Linked DNA regions of Homo sapiens: all the other regions are linked to region 1. A link is a contact called in ENCODE Hi-C or POLR2A ChIA-PET data. All regions are on one chromosome and are shown on one strand. Each heading gives the region's core, a stretch centred on a gene start or an enhancer-like site at or near the end of the contact. The rest is flanking DNA. Distances are from core to core; before and after follow the strand shown.

Region 1 (3,880 bases), core at 1-2,500:
GATTCCCAGCTGTGTTTGTGCAAATAAGACTTGATAGTAGTGGAAAACAGGGACAAGAAGAGACTGTCTCTTTCTTCTCAGGTAGATCCCCAAAACTGAAAGCCATTTTCAATCCTGCCACTTGCTCACTAAAGATTTAGGGTTTAGGTCCAAACCCTAAGTCTTGGATTCCTTATCTTCTCAAACATGCTCTTGTTTGCTTGATGCCTGGTTCGAGTGGCCAAGGCCGACATTCATAGACGTTGGTTAATCCCTAATTTCGCCAAACAATGACGGCCTAGGCTTTTCCGGCTTTTGAAACAGGAATTCAAGACACTAAAACGTGTGTTGATGGCATTTTGGGTTGGGGCTTTTCACAACTGATGACACTGGAAAAATAATCCATAGGAAACTACCTTATGAGACCCTAGATTTCGGTTTAGCAGTTCACCACAAAAGTGGTGAGGTGTTTTTTGGCTTTTAATTTTAGCTGCTTGCCTCTGTTTTTAGTTCGTGTGATTGCCTCCGCAAAGGCAGTGAATGGAGAATTCTCCCTAAGGTCAGCATTTAATTATTGCCTCACTCTGGCTGCTATAGTATTACAACTCTTGGAACTTACAGCATCGATCCTACTATTAAAGTTGCCTGGAGCATGCCAGCACGTTGGACATCGGCGTTCCAGCAACTGCCTCAGTCACTGAATCGAGTGGGAGGCTCATTTTGCAGTTTACTATCTCCATGAGCAGGTCCAGGCGCGGGACCTGTTCTATGACTCGATTGGGTCCTGCCCTTGTCCGTCATCGGAAGGCTTACAGCGCCTACTGTTTTGCAGTAAGATTTGCAGGCTTAGTACCGCCTCTGGAAACAAGGAGAGTGAAGGGGCGTTGACGAGTAACGTTGTTTGTATTTCTCTCCTCATTGGATGGCTGCTGTGTCAGTCAGACACTTCTCTGCTTCCGTTGGCGGGAAGGCTTCAGGCGGGTAGCGGGGACTCGGTACTGCCCCCTCCCAAGCTGGGAGCAGGGCGCGTGACGTCTCAGACATTTGTTGTTGGGATTTGGGCCTCATTAATTATTCATTAGGTACTTGAAAGCTCTGCAGGGATTGGTGGCTGAGAGGCCTAGTCGACTGTTTCTTAGCTAGAGGTACGTGTCACCCAGTACGCGGCTGGAGTTTTGCATAAATTATTCCGATAAGGAGCGGGGCGGGGCTCTGTGCATAGATTAGTCAAATGAGCCTGGGAGGGAGGGAAGCCGGCTACGAATTAGCCTAAGTTATTAAAGATGGCGACGGAGCGCAGTCGCTCCGCGATGGACTCGCCGGTCCCGGCCTCTATGTTCGCCCCCGAGCCCAGCTCCCCGGGGGCGGCCAGGGCCGCGGCGGCCGCCGCCCGACTCCACGGCGGCTTTGACTCGGACTGCAGCGAGGACGGCGAGGCGCTCAACGGCGAGCCAGAGCTGGACCTCACCAGCAAGGTAGGCCCGGGCGGCGGCGGCGGGCGCTGAGGGGAGCGGGCGGCTGGCCGAGCAGTCTCCCGGGCGACGGCGGGGCCAGCGGCCGCCCTGTCCGCGGGGAGCGCGGAACGGGAAGAAGGGGCCGAGCCCGCCCACCTGCTAGTCTCCGGGACGTGCGGGGGTTCGCGGCGCGAGGGGCCGTCCCCATGGTCCCCGCACCCACCTTGGCTCCCCCGCGTCGCCAACCCAGCCTCCCGCCCTCCCGTCTCCCGCCGAGATCGTAACCCCTCGGCTCTGCCACGTGGAACGGGGGCGCCCGATGCCAGCTGCGCTCCGCGCGTTCCCTGTCCCCGCTCAGTGCCCCTCCCCGTTCTTCGGGTCCCCACTTGAGGGGATTCGGAGACCGAGAGTCTCCTCTCCCTGGACCGCGCGGGACAGCAGAGGGGCGAGGGGGCCCGGGCAGGGGGCCGAGACGCTCATGAAGACAGGTAGTCGGAGGCCAGGGCAGGGTGGCCGCCGCGTCTCTTCCCAGACTCGGGAAAGGAAACAGAAAGTAGTCGCTCAGCTGGGGAGGAGCATGTCCGAGAATGTCTACTTTTCGAGGCCACCCGAAACAAAATGGAAAGATGGTCAGGCTCCTTAGTCTCGCTATCCTGTGAGTGGAAGCTCATCTTGTATGAGTGGAGCAGTGAAGGACGTTTAAAACCGTGTTTTTTGAGCTGTCGAGAAGGTAGGCAGGAATTAAGGCCTCGCCAACGGCTTGACATTGTGAAGAATAGAAAAGTAAATACAAGATGTGACTGGTGTTTTGAAGGTGCTTAACGTTCCTTAGGGAAAGAATGCCAACTTGGGAGTCAGACAGGGCTGGGTTCCCTTTCCTGCCCTACCATCGAAAGGCTCTGTGACGTTGGGAAAGTTTCTTAACCTTTCAGTTCTCCAACCACCTCATCTTAAGAAAGTACAGATGGGTTGTAAAAATTAGAAATATTTAAGAAGACACCTAATAGTGCCTGATGCATACTAGAGACTCAGTAAATGTTTGAAGTGAACGAGATAGTTCCTAATTTCCTGTGCAGATTAAATAGCAGTGGGTGAAAGATAGAACACCAATACCACCACTTACATTTGTAGGATAGTTACGATAGACATTTTATCCAGCTTTGAAAATGTTTGTGACTTTTTATAGTTTATGGCGGCAAATTTGCATGAAACTTGGTCCTAAACTGGGGAGGAACTTTCCCTGCAACCTAAGCAAGTTATTTTCAACTGCTCTTTGCCATTGTAGTCTCAGGTGAGCACTTGGAAGCCAGCTAGCCTGTCAAAGTTGGTCCTGTCTTGTGCCTGTAAGGCCATAATGAGGATGGCCAAACTTAGAGAGAGGGATGGCCAGGACGATGTAAAAGACCCAGGAAACATCCAGGTTACAATTACAAGCTCTGATGAGTCAACTCAGGAAGTTACAAGATTATGGACCTGACTCAAGAGCAAACAAACTGGATGTCAACACATGGTCAAGGTGCTGAAGAAACATGATAGGAAATTGCAGGGCAGAGTTGCAAAGACGGTAGTACCTTCATTTCTTGACCAGCTCATTTAATATTCCTAGAAGTGTTATTTCATCACATAGCTGGGGAAGTCCTCCTTACAATTAAAAAAAATCATATGTATATTAATATCGATGATATCAAAAAGAAAAAGTGATGGTGTGGAGGGAGAGAAGGGTTGGGTTGAATAGATTGATTCCGGAGGAACAGATTAGAAGCGAAAGGTTCATGTCCTTACGATAGAAAATGTGGAGACCTAAGGCTCCGAGAGCTTCCAAAGGGAGAAACACTTAGTGAATAGTGGTGGCTAGTTTCATCCAACAAGGTTTTTCTGGGAATGATTGGGTGAAGAAAACCTTGTAGTTTCACATTTATTGAGCTGTGGACTAGATGCTTTACATGTTATTATATTTGCTCTTTACAGTGGCCTTAGGATGCAGGTAGTATTAGCTCCGTTTTATAGATTGAAAAACTGAAACTCAGAGTGGTTAAATTCTTTGTCCAAGGTCACACAGGAGTGGTTAGAGAATGGGGTCTGATTGCCAAATGGCTTACCCAAGTAAATGGTTGACACTTCAATGTTATTGGCAGACATTTGCAAAATGACGGTGCTAATACTCCTCGTAGTGGTAATGGTGATGGTGCTTTGTTGATGAAGATGAGTCTTGCAGGCAGTTTTCATTCCCAAATATTCAATATAGCTAAGACAAGATAGAACAGAATTCTTTTGTTATCCTGGAAGCCACTGGCCTGTGGGTGGAGGGCATGGAGGTATATGAGGTATATGTCTTGTGGGCTTCCAGATGCCAACTGCAGGTAGAAGACTTTGGCATGTAGATGGAAAGCACTGCGCTTTCTATCCACAGTGCCATATTCTCAGTCACTTGGGTCCTGCCCTTCCTG
Region 2 (3,880 bases), core at 914-3,413, 1.6 Mb after region 1:
ACTCCAGGCTGGGCGACAGAGCGAGACTCTGTCTCAAAAAAAAAAAAAAAAAAAAAAAAAAAAGAAGCCGGGAGGTCACTCAGCATCTAAGAAAGCCCAGAGGTGTGGAGGGAGAACACTGTCATGGGTGCTCCATAGGTTTTTGAGTGAATCTGTGAATGAAAGCAGGAATGGGAAGGTGACTGGAAAAGAAGTTATTGTCAAAGAAAAGATCTTGAAGCCTTGAGATCTAATCATGTACTTTTTTTTTTTTTTTCTTGAGTTGGAGTCACACTTTGTTGCCCAGGCTGGAGTGCAGTGGCACGATCTCGGCTCACTGCAACCTCCACCTCCTGGGTTCAAGTGATTCTCCTGCCTCAGCCTCCTAAGTAGCTGAGATTACAGACACCTGCCACCACGACCTGGCTAATTTTTGTATTTTGAGTAGAGATGGGGTTTCACCATGTTGGCCAGGCTGGTCTCCAACTCCTGACCTCAGGTGATCCACCTGCCTCAGCGTCCCAAAATGCTGGGATTACAGGTGTGAGCCACCGTGCCTGGCCCTTAATCATGTACTTGTAATAGTCTAGAAATATTATGGTTATTGGAAAAGTGAAGTTAACTCTCAGCAAATAAACTGGGAGTTAAAATTGGAATTCCTCCACAGGTCTCATTTTAGTAAGGCACTCAGAAACAAGTAATTTCAAAGCAGCATAGTACTGGGCTCAAGCGATCTTCCCGCCTCGGCCTCTCAAAGTGTTGGGATTACAGGCGTGAGCCACCACACCTGGCTTGAGTGTCTTTAGATTCCTCACGTAAAAGGCAGAGAGCTAGGAGTTAAGTGCAGGTGGAGAGGGTGCAGGCACCCGGCTCTTTTCGTTTGTTTTGTTTTTGAGACAGGGTCTCACTGTTGCCTAAGCTGTAGTGGCAAAATCATGGCTTACTGCAGCCTCAACATCCTGGGCTCAAGTGATTCTCCCACCTCAGCCTCCCAAGTAGCTGGGACTACAGGTGCACACCACCATACCCAGTTAATTTTTGTATTTTTTGTAGAGACAGTGTTTCATCATGTTGCTCAGGCTGGTCTCCAACTCCTGGACTCAAGCGATCTGCCCAGCTCAGCCTCCAAAGTGCTGAGATTATAGGCGTGAGTCACCGTGCCCAGCTGAGACACCTGGCTCTTACAGCTCCAGATGAACCCTTTCCTGTGTGATCACCCCACTGGCACTCCAGACTGAACAACATAGCAAGACCCTGTCAAAAAAAAAAAAAAGGGGGGGGGCCACTTGAGTGTTTCTATTTCTATTTATTTATTTAATTCTTTTATTTTTTGGAGACGGAGTCTCGCTCTGTCGCCCAGGCTGGAGTGCAGTGGCGCGATCTTGGCTCACTGCAACCTCCGCCTTCCGGGTTCAAGAAATTCTCCTGTCTCAGCCTCACAAGTAGCTGAGACTACAGGTACAGGCCGCCATGCCCGACTAATTTTTTGTATTTTAGTAGAGACAGGGTTTCACGTGTTGCCCAGGCTGGTCTCAAACTCCTAAGCTCAGGAAATCTGCCTGCCTCGACCTCCCGAAGTGCTGGGATTACAGGCGTAGGCCACCGCAGCCGGCTCACTGGGGGCGCAGTAAATGCCGATTTCCCTTGGGTATCTTCATTTCTCCTTAGAGCCGAGCTCGGTGCGCCGCGGGCAGGAGTGGGTGGGGCGACAGTAATAAGAGTAACAGCAAGCGTACACACGGCCTTCCAAGTGTGCCAGACACCGCTCTAACACTGAATCCGCACAACCCGAAAGGCAGGCCTTTTTTTTTTTTTTTTTTTTTGCTTTTTGTTTTTTAGAGACGGGAGGGTCTCCCTGTGTTGCCCAGGCTGGTCTCGATCTGTCGGCCTCAAGCGATCCTCCGGTCTGGGGCCCCCACAGTGCTGGGATTACAAGCGTGAGCCACCGCGCCCGGCCAAGGAAGTCTTAATGTACCTCTTTTCAGACAGGAAAACTAAAGTGTAGCGCGGCTAAGTAACGTAGGAAGCATCAATCATGTTTCTGGTCAAAGAAGCGAACCAAGTCAATTCTCAGGCAGAAGCAGCGGAGATTCTCCGCAGCCGGCAGCGCCCAGGGCGCCCGGAACCCAGAGAGCGAGACCGCGTGAAGGAAGTCCCGCCCCGCCCCGTCCTGCCCTGGCCTCCAGGTTTCCGCTTCCGCTCTTCCCTGGTCCAGTCCACCCTGGCGGGGTCGCAGGGTTGGGATGGCGGCTGGAGGCGATCATGGTTCGCCCGACAGCTACCGCTCACCTCTTGCCTCCCGCTATGCCAGCCCGGAGATGTGCTTCGTGTTTAGCGACAGGTATAAATTCCGGACATGGCGGCAGCTGTGGCTGTGGCTGGCGGAGGCCGAGCAGGTAACGGATCCCGGGCTGAGGGGCTGGGCCGGGAGGGACGGGCCCGCCCCAGCACGTGCCGGGCTCTGTTCCGGGCTGGGCTTAGCCACCCCGGAGCTGCGGCCCGGCTATTTTCAGCTGGGTGTTCCCTGTCCTGAGGAGCTGCGGCCCCAGGAAAGCAAGGGCAGGAGATCCGGGAGCCGCCACCTGTTGCCTCACGTGTTCTCAGTCCGAGAGGGTTCGAGACGCGGAGGAGGCTGGGAGAAATTCAGCCTGTAGTTTCAGGGAATTCATTTTGGCCATCCCCGCAGGAGTACGCTGCTAACCACAGACACCGAGCGCTTGTTTCGTACTGTTGTGCTCATTATTTCACTAATCTTTTCTTGTGTAATCCATGAAGATCTTGCAGGCTTGATGGTGTTTTTCCCACATTGCAGGGGAGAACAAAGCCCGGACAGCTTGTTGTTTGCCCTAGCCCATCCAGCTATTAAGAACGGAACTGGGATTTGAACCTGGGTGCACTCCAGAGCCTGAGCTGAGCACGTAGCCCCTTGGTTTTCCACAGTGCCTGTGTAGTTAGTGACAGGACTGGAATGCTTGTTTTCTAGGCCACCGTTTCTGCCTCACTGGCCTCCGCTTTGCCTCTTAGGAGAAGACTCCGGGTAGGGGTTTATTAAACGGGGTTTATAATTTCTTTTCTAAGGGCTGCATAGAGAACTTCTTAGCCCAGCGGTTTCAGAAATAGCTCCAGAAGAGTTGAAGCAAACTGAAGGTGATCCAGAGAGCGATAATGTTTCTCCTCAAGTTTCAGAGGAAAGTGCCACAACGAGCAAGTTGGCAATGCCCTCTCAAACGGCACAGTAAACATGGAAACAATTTGACTTCGGGCCTAGGACCTGTACCATGGAACTCTCCAAACAGGAAACTTTCATTCTAGATTCCCTCCCTCCCCTTATCACTGCCCTCCAAAATATTGGGCGATACACTACAATAATAGCAGACATTCAGATAGTGCCTTCTGAGACCCAGGTCTTAACCCTTTACACATGGTTGCTTATTAATCCTCCAAACAACCCTGAAGAGTAGGTATGAAATACTATGACTGTACCTGTTTTACAGATGGAAGAATGAAGCATCAACTTAATAAACTCTTGGCGTAGATAGCGATAGTAGTAGACCTTAATCATGTGTTGTGGTTTGTGATGTACTAGTGTGTACTCTTTCTATTTCATCTGATATTCTATTCTGTAGATGAGGGTAGTGGTACTCAAGACTTTGCCAGGGTCGCCAAAGCTAGTAAATGGCTTCAAGCTGGAATTGGAATGTAGAGTCTGAGTATGTGTTCTTTGTGTTGGCCTAAAATGCATACAATTTTGGCTTTGGATTATCTGTTAGGGTGTCAAAATTACCATAAATTGCATAATAACTTAGTAGCTAAGAAAAAACTTGGAGAATAAGAGATTAGGAGGAATGCAGAAAATTTGTAGTAAGGAAAGTATGAATTTTGAAAAGATAAATTGCTTGAG
Region 3 (3,880 bases), core at 1-2,500, 1.1 Mb before region 1:
CAATGAGTCCTGCCTCATTAGGGAGGAGAGAAGCAGCCAGTGAGTGTGCCAGGCCCTGGGCTAGGTGCTGGGAGTATGGAGATGTGTGGGGCCAAGGTCCTGCCTCTGAGAGGCGCCCAGTCTGCACCGGCACACAGTCTGCACCGGCACACAGTAGTGGCTCAAATAGTCTCAAACTAAACTGAAACTAACAAAGCAAAGTGCAGAGGGTGTGGCAGGACTCTGGGGCACACCCTCCCCTCTTCCCCACGCCTGCGGCTCCTGATGCCACAGGGGTGCAGGGTAAGGAGAGCCTACTGTTTCCTAAAGGCGCTCACATCTTGTAAAACCAGCAGTTATGGAGCACTTACTGTATGCCTAACTCTGTGTTGAGTGGAGGGCCAAAGAGGAGAACTACTGAGTTTGGGGGCAGTCAGAGCAGCACCTACATCATTGCCCTACAAGAAGGAAGGGGGACTGAGGCTGTTTGCCAGGAGGAATGAGAGGAGACGGGCTTCACAGATGGAGCAAACTGCCAGGAGATGTGGAGAACAGGGTGTCGCGAACCGCTCTGGGAGGGTTCCTGGTGGCTGAGGGGTGGCACGCACCTCCCTTAAAGGGAGCTGGCAGGGGTGTCTTGTCCACTCTGCAGAATGGGCAGGCCCAGGACAGCTGGCCCATCAGACCATTAGAAACAGCGAGTCCGGAGTTCCAGGGGCTTGTCCACGGCCACACAGCAGCCCGTGGCCCCAGGAAGCCAAAGCTCCCAGCCAGTCATCCAGTGGTGGGGGGTTTAGTTCCAGGGGGCCAGAGGTCCTCTGCGGAAGAGAGTGCAAGGCAGTATCCGCGGCAGGCCCAGAGAGGCCAGGACAGGTCAGAAAGGCCTACCCCTCTTTCGCTTGGTACCCTTTCCTCTTTGCGAGGGATGCAAAGGTTATTTATACTTCGGGTCTGCAGGCTGCGGGTGGGGCAGGCACCCCGCCTGGGGCGGGTTGCGGGCGCAGGGGCAGGAATGGGCTTACCTGCTTCCCGCCACCGGGGCTGGGCGGGGCGCTGCGGGGAGGAGGAGCCGGGCACAACCTGTGGACGGCCGCGGCCGGCGGACACACAGCAGCGGGGGCCCGGCCGGGGGTCGCCCGGGGGCCCGGAAGCCGGGGAAGAGCGAGGAAACCAACTTGGAGAGAGGAGTGACCTGGGGGCCGGGGGCGGAGTCGTGAGCGGGGGAGGAGAGAGCCGGCCGCCAGCAAGAGCCGCGCGGCGGCCCAGGAAGCGAGAGCGCCGCCCACCCATCCGGGGCAAGAGCCGCGCCGCAGGAGAGGCAGGCTGGACCGGGGGCTCCCCGGGCCCGCGACCCCCGCCGTGACCCCGCAGCCCCCAGCTCGCCCCCAAGATGATGAAGAGGCAGCTGCACCGCATGCGGCAGCTGGCCCAGACGGGCAGCTTGGGACGGTGAGTGTCACCCGCTTCCAGCCCCACTCTTACCCCGGCAGGACTTGAGGGGTCGTAAAAGGGTCGGGGGAGACGGGGGTGGGGGAGGCTGGGGACAGCTGGGCAGCCACCCTCTGAGCGGCCAGACTCCTGCTCTCTCTTCCTCCTCTCTGAACGCCGCCCCCGTCTCTCGGGCAGAGCTGGAGGAGCAAGGGTGGCCTTTGGGGGAAGGGATGCCCCCCCTTACCGGATTGGAGGGGGCTTCAGGCGGGAGAATGCTCTCTGCCCTAGGACGCTGGGACTTCTCTGCCTCCACGAGTCTCTAAGTGGATGGTCCTCCTGACCTCACTTGTCCCCTCTGGACAATGGGACAGTTCACCACCTCTGCTTGCTGGGCCGGGGAGGGAGGAGGGTCGATTAGGGCCACAGACCTGGGGCGAGGGGAGGAGATGGGTCCTGGCCTGGTGGGAGGAGGGGCCTGCCCCTGGCCTGCAGCGTCCCTCCCCCTCCCCCTCCCCCCAGCCCAGGGGCCTCCTGCTTCTGTCTCGTTTCTGCTTTTCCTGGACTCAGGTGGAAATATCCCCAGGTCTCCCAGCTCCCACCCCCAGCCTCTGAGCCGGTGGCACGGAGGCCGGAAGTTTGGGGAGCCTCTCAGAGCCTGTCTTCTCTGCTCCTCTTCCCCCAGCCTCAGGAGTTCCCCATTCTCTGGGTCCAGGGAGGGGACTGGGTGTCCAGAGACCTGGTTCTAGTCTCACACTGGCACAGATGCCTACATAGCCTGGACAGTCAGACCACCTTGCAGTGGGCCTTGGCATCCCCCATGTGTCCCCAGGTGGGGGCCAAGGGCCTGTGCACCCCTGCCCACAGCTGTAGTCCAGAGTGCTGTGTGACTGTGCCTAGGAGTCTGAGCTCCTGCACTTCCCGTTCTTGGGGCCAGCTAATACTCCTCATCCCGGGGTGGGCTGAGGATTTGGGAGTGGGCAGAAAAGAGGCTTCTGTGTCCCAAAGCTGGGCCCCGGGTGGGTCTCTCAGCCTCCCCTTTAGTTTCATCTGTCCGCCCTCTCTCAGGACACAGCCCTGGGTGGAGGAGGAAAAACCCATGTATCCTATTCCCACCCCCATGGAATGTGCTCCGACTGGGATGAAGCAACTGGGCCACCCAGGGCAGGCCTCAGCTGGGAGGGACAGTGGAAGCACTGGGGTCCAGGTGCCCTGCTGCGGGGAAGGGAAGTAGGGGGCGTTCTAACCCAGGCAGGCTCAGCAGAAGCACTCTCCCCCCCCCCCCCACCACTCCCCGCAGCACCCCGGAGACCGCTGAGTTCCTGGGTGAGGACCTGCTGCAGGTACGTGCCTGGGCCGGGCAGGTGGGAAGGCAGGCCTGTGCAGGCTGTCTCGGAGCAGAGGGCCGGGGCGGGGACGCCAGGTAGGGGCCTGGGTTGAGTCATTCCTCAAGCTGTTGGCCATGGGGTCCCCAGGGGACAGGAGAAAGTTTCCTGCTCAGGGGGAGACAGCCTCTCTTGATCCTTAACCTCCATACCTCCTTCCCAGGTAGAACAGCGGCTGGAGCCGGCCAAGCGGGCAGCCCACAACATCCACAAGCGGCTGCAGGCCTGTCTGCAGGGCCAGAGCGGGGCAGACATGGACAAGCGGGTGGTGAGTGGGGGGTCCCGGGAAGGAGGGGCCTGAGCAGGAGACTTCCATCCAATGGGGAAGCAAGGTCGGGGCTGGGGTTTCCTTGCCAGTCTGAGTGTCTGGCACCAAGGGCATGGAGACTGCTCTGTTCCAAGGCCCCTCTGGCACTGCACTCAAGAGGCCCTATACCTTCCCCATCACCTTTACCCCACTTCCCTGTGCACCAGTTCCCATAAGCCAAGGCCAGGCTTCTGACAGCACCTGAACTTCTCTGTCCAATCAGTGCGCAAGAGCAGGCTGTCAATGGGGCGGCCTCAGAGGGTTTCCTGAAGGAGGTAGCAATTGAGCTGGCTTTTGAGGGATACACGTTTATTAATCAAGAGGCAGCGTTTATTGGCTGATAACCGCCAGCTTGTTACTAACATATGAGTGCACTGTCTCATGGAACACTGGCACAACCCTAGGGGCAGGCATTGCTTTACACATGAGGAACTGGAGGCTCAGAGATAAAGTCACTTGTCCAAGGTCACATAGCTAGTAAGTGGCAGAACTGAGGTTTGAACCCTGGTCTCTGATCCCAGAGCAGGCATTCCCCGTAACTCCAGATGGGGTGGGAGTGTGGGGCCATGTTTTGGAATCAGTTGACAATTCAGTGTGGCCAAGGCAAGGAAATTGGGAGCCATAGAGCGTTTGAACTCAGCGGTGGCTAGGTCAGCCATATATACCCTGGGACAGGGGAAAGAGCTCCCGCTCCCATTCTCCCTCCACCTGTGTGACCTGGGGCAAGCTCCCTGCCCTCCCTGCATCTTAGTTTCCCAGTCTGCAGTAGGACTTGGTCATT

Evidence for each region. A loop is a pair of places that touch in the nucleus more often than their neighbours do. ChIA-PET counts read pairs that join two places held with the same protein, here RNA polymerase II (POLR2A). Pooled maps may share reads with other maps.
Region 2: a pooled map shows a loop between it and region 1 (10-fold over the local background). The contact joins the promoter of ADSL here to the promoter of GTPBP1 in region 1. A Hi-C loop is called at or near these places in 2 of 50 pooled maps. POLR2A ChIA-PET finds 5 or more read pairs at or near these places in 2 of 52 experiments (B cell and PC-9).
Region 3: a pooled map shows a loop between it and region 1 (5-fold over the local background). The contact joins the promoter of SH3BP1 here to the promoter of GTPBP1 in region 1. A Hi-C loop is called at or near these places in 4 of 50 pooled maps.

What each region holds. Positions count from the first base shown.
Region 1 is chr22:38,704,694-38,708,573 of GRCh38, forward strand. GTPBP1 (GTP binding protein 1) reads left to right here and starts at 1,251. Exons shown (of 12, transcript NM_004286.5): 1 at 1,251-1,454. The coding sequence starts at 1,263. RefSeq lists enhancers at 9-694, 695-1,380, 930-1,079, 1,381-2,066 and silencers at 700-849, 1,170-1,579, 1,760-1,899.
Region 2 is chr22:40,344,337-40,348,216 of GRCh38, forward strand. ADSL (adenylosuccinate lyase) reads left to right here and starts at 2,164. Exons shown (of 13, transcript NM_000026.4): 1 at 2,164-2,375. The coding sequence starts at 2,223. RefSeq lists silencers at 1-36, 2,417-2,506 and enhancers at 1,679-2,192, 2,193-2,706, 2,707-3,219.
Region 3 is chr22:37,638,419-37,642,298 of GRCh38, forward strand. It overlaps SH3BP1 (SH3 domain binding protein 1), which reads left to right and starts at 1,251. Exons shown (of 18, transcript NM_018957.6): 1 at 1,251-1,428; 2 at 2,708-2,750; 3 at 2,956-3,060. The coding sequence starts at 1,370. It overlaps PDXP-DT (PDXP divergent transcript), which reads right to left. Exons shown (of 6, transcript NR_109952.1): 6 at 3,414-3,880. RefSeq lists silencers at 1-218, 849-998, 1,029-1,468.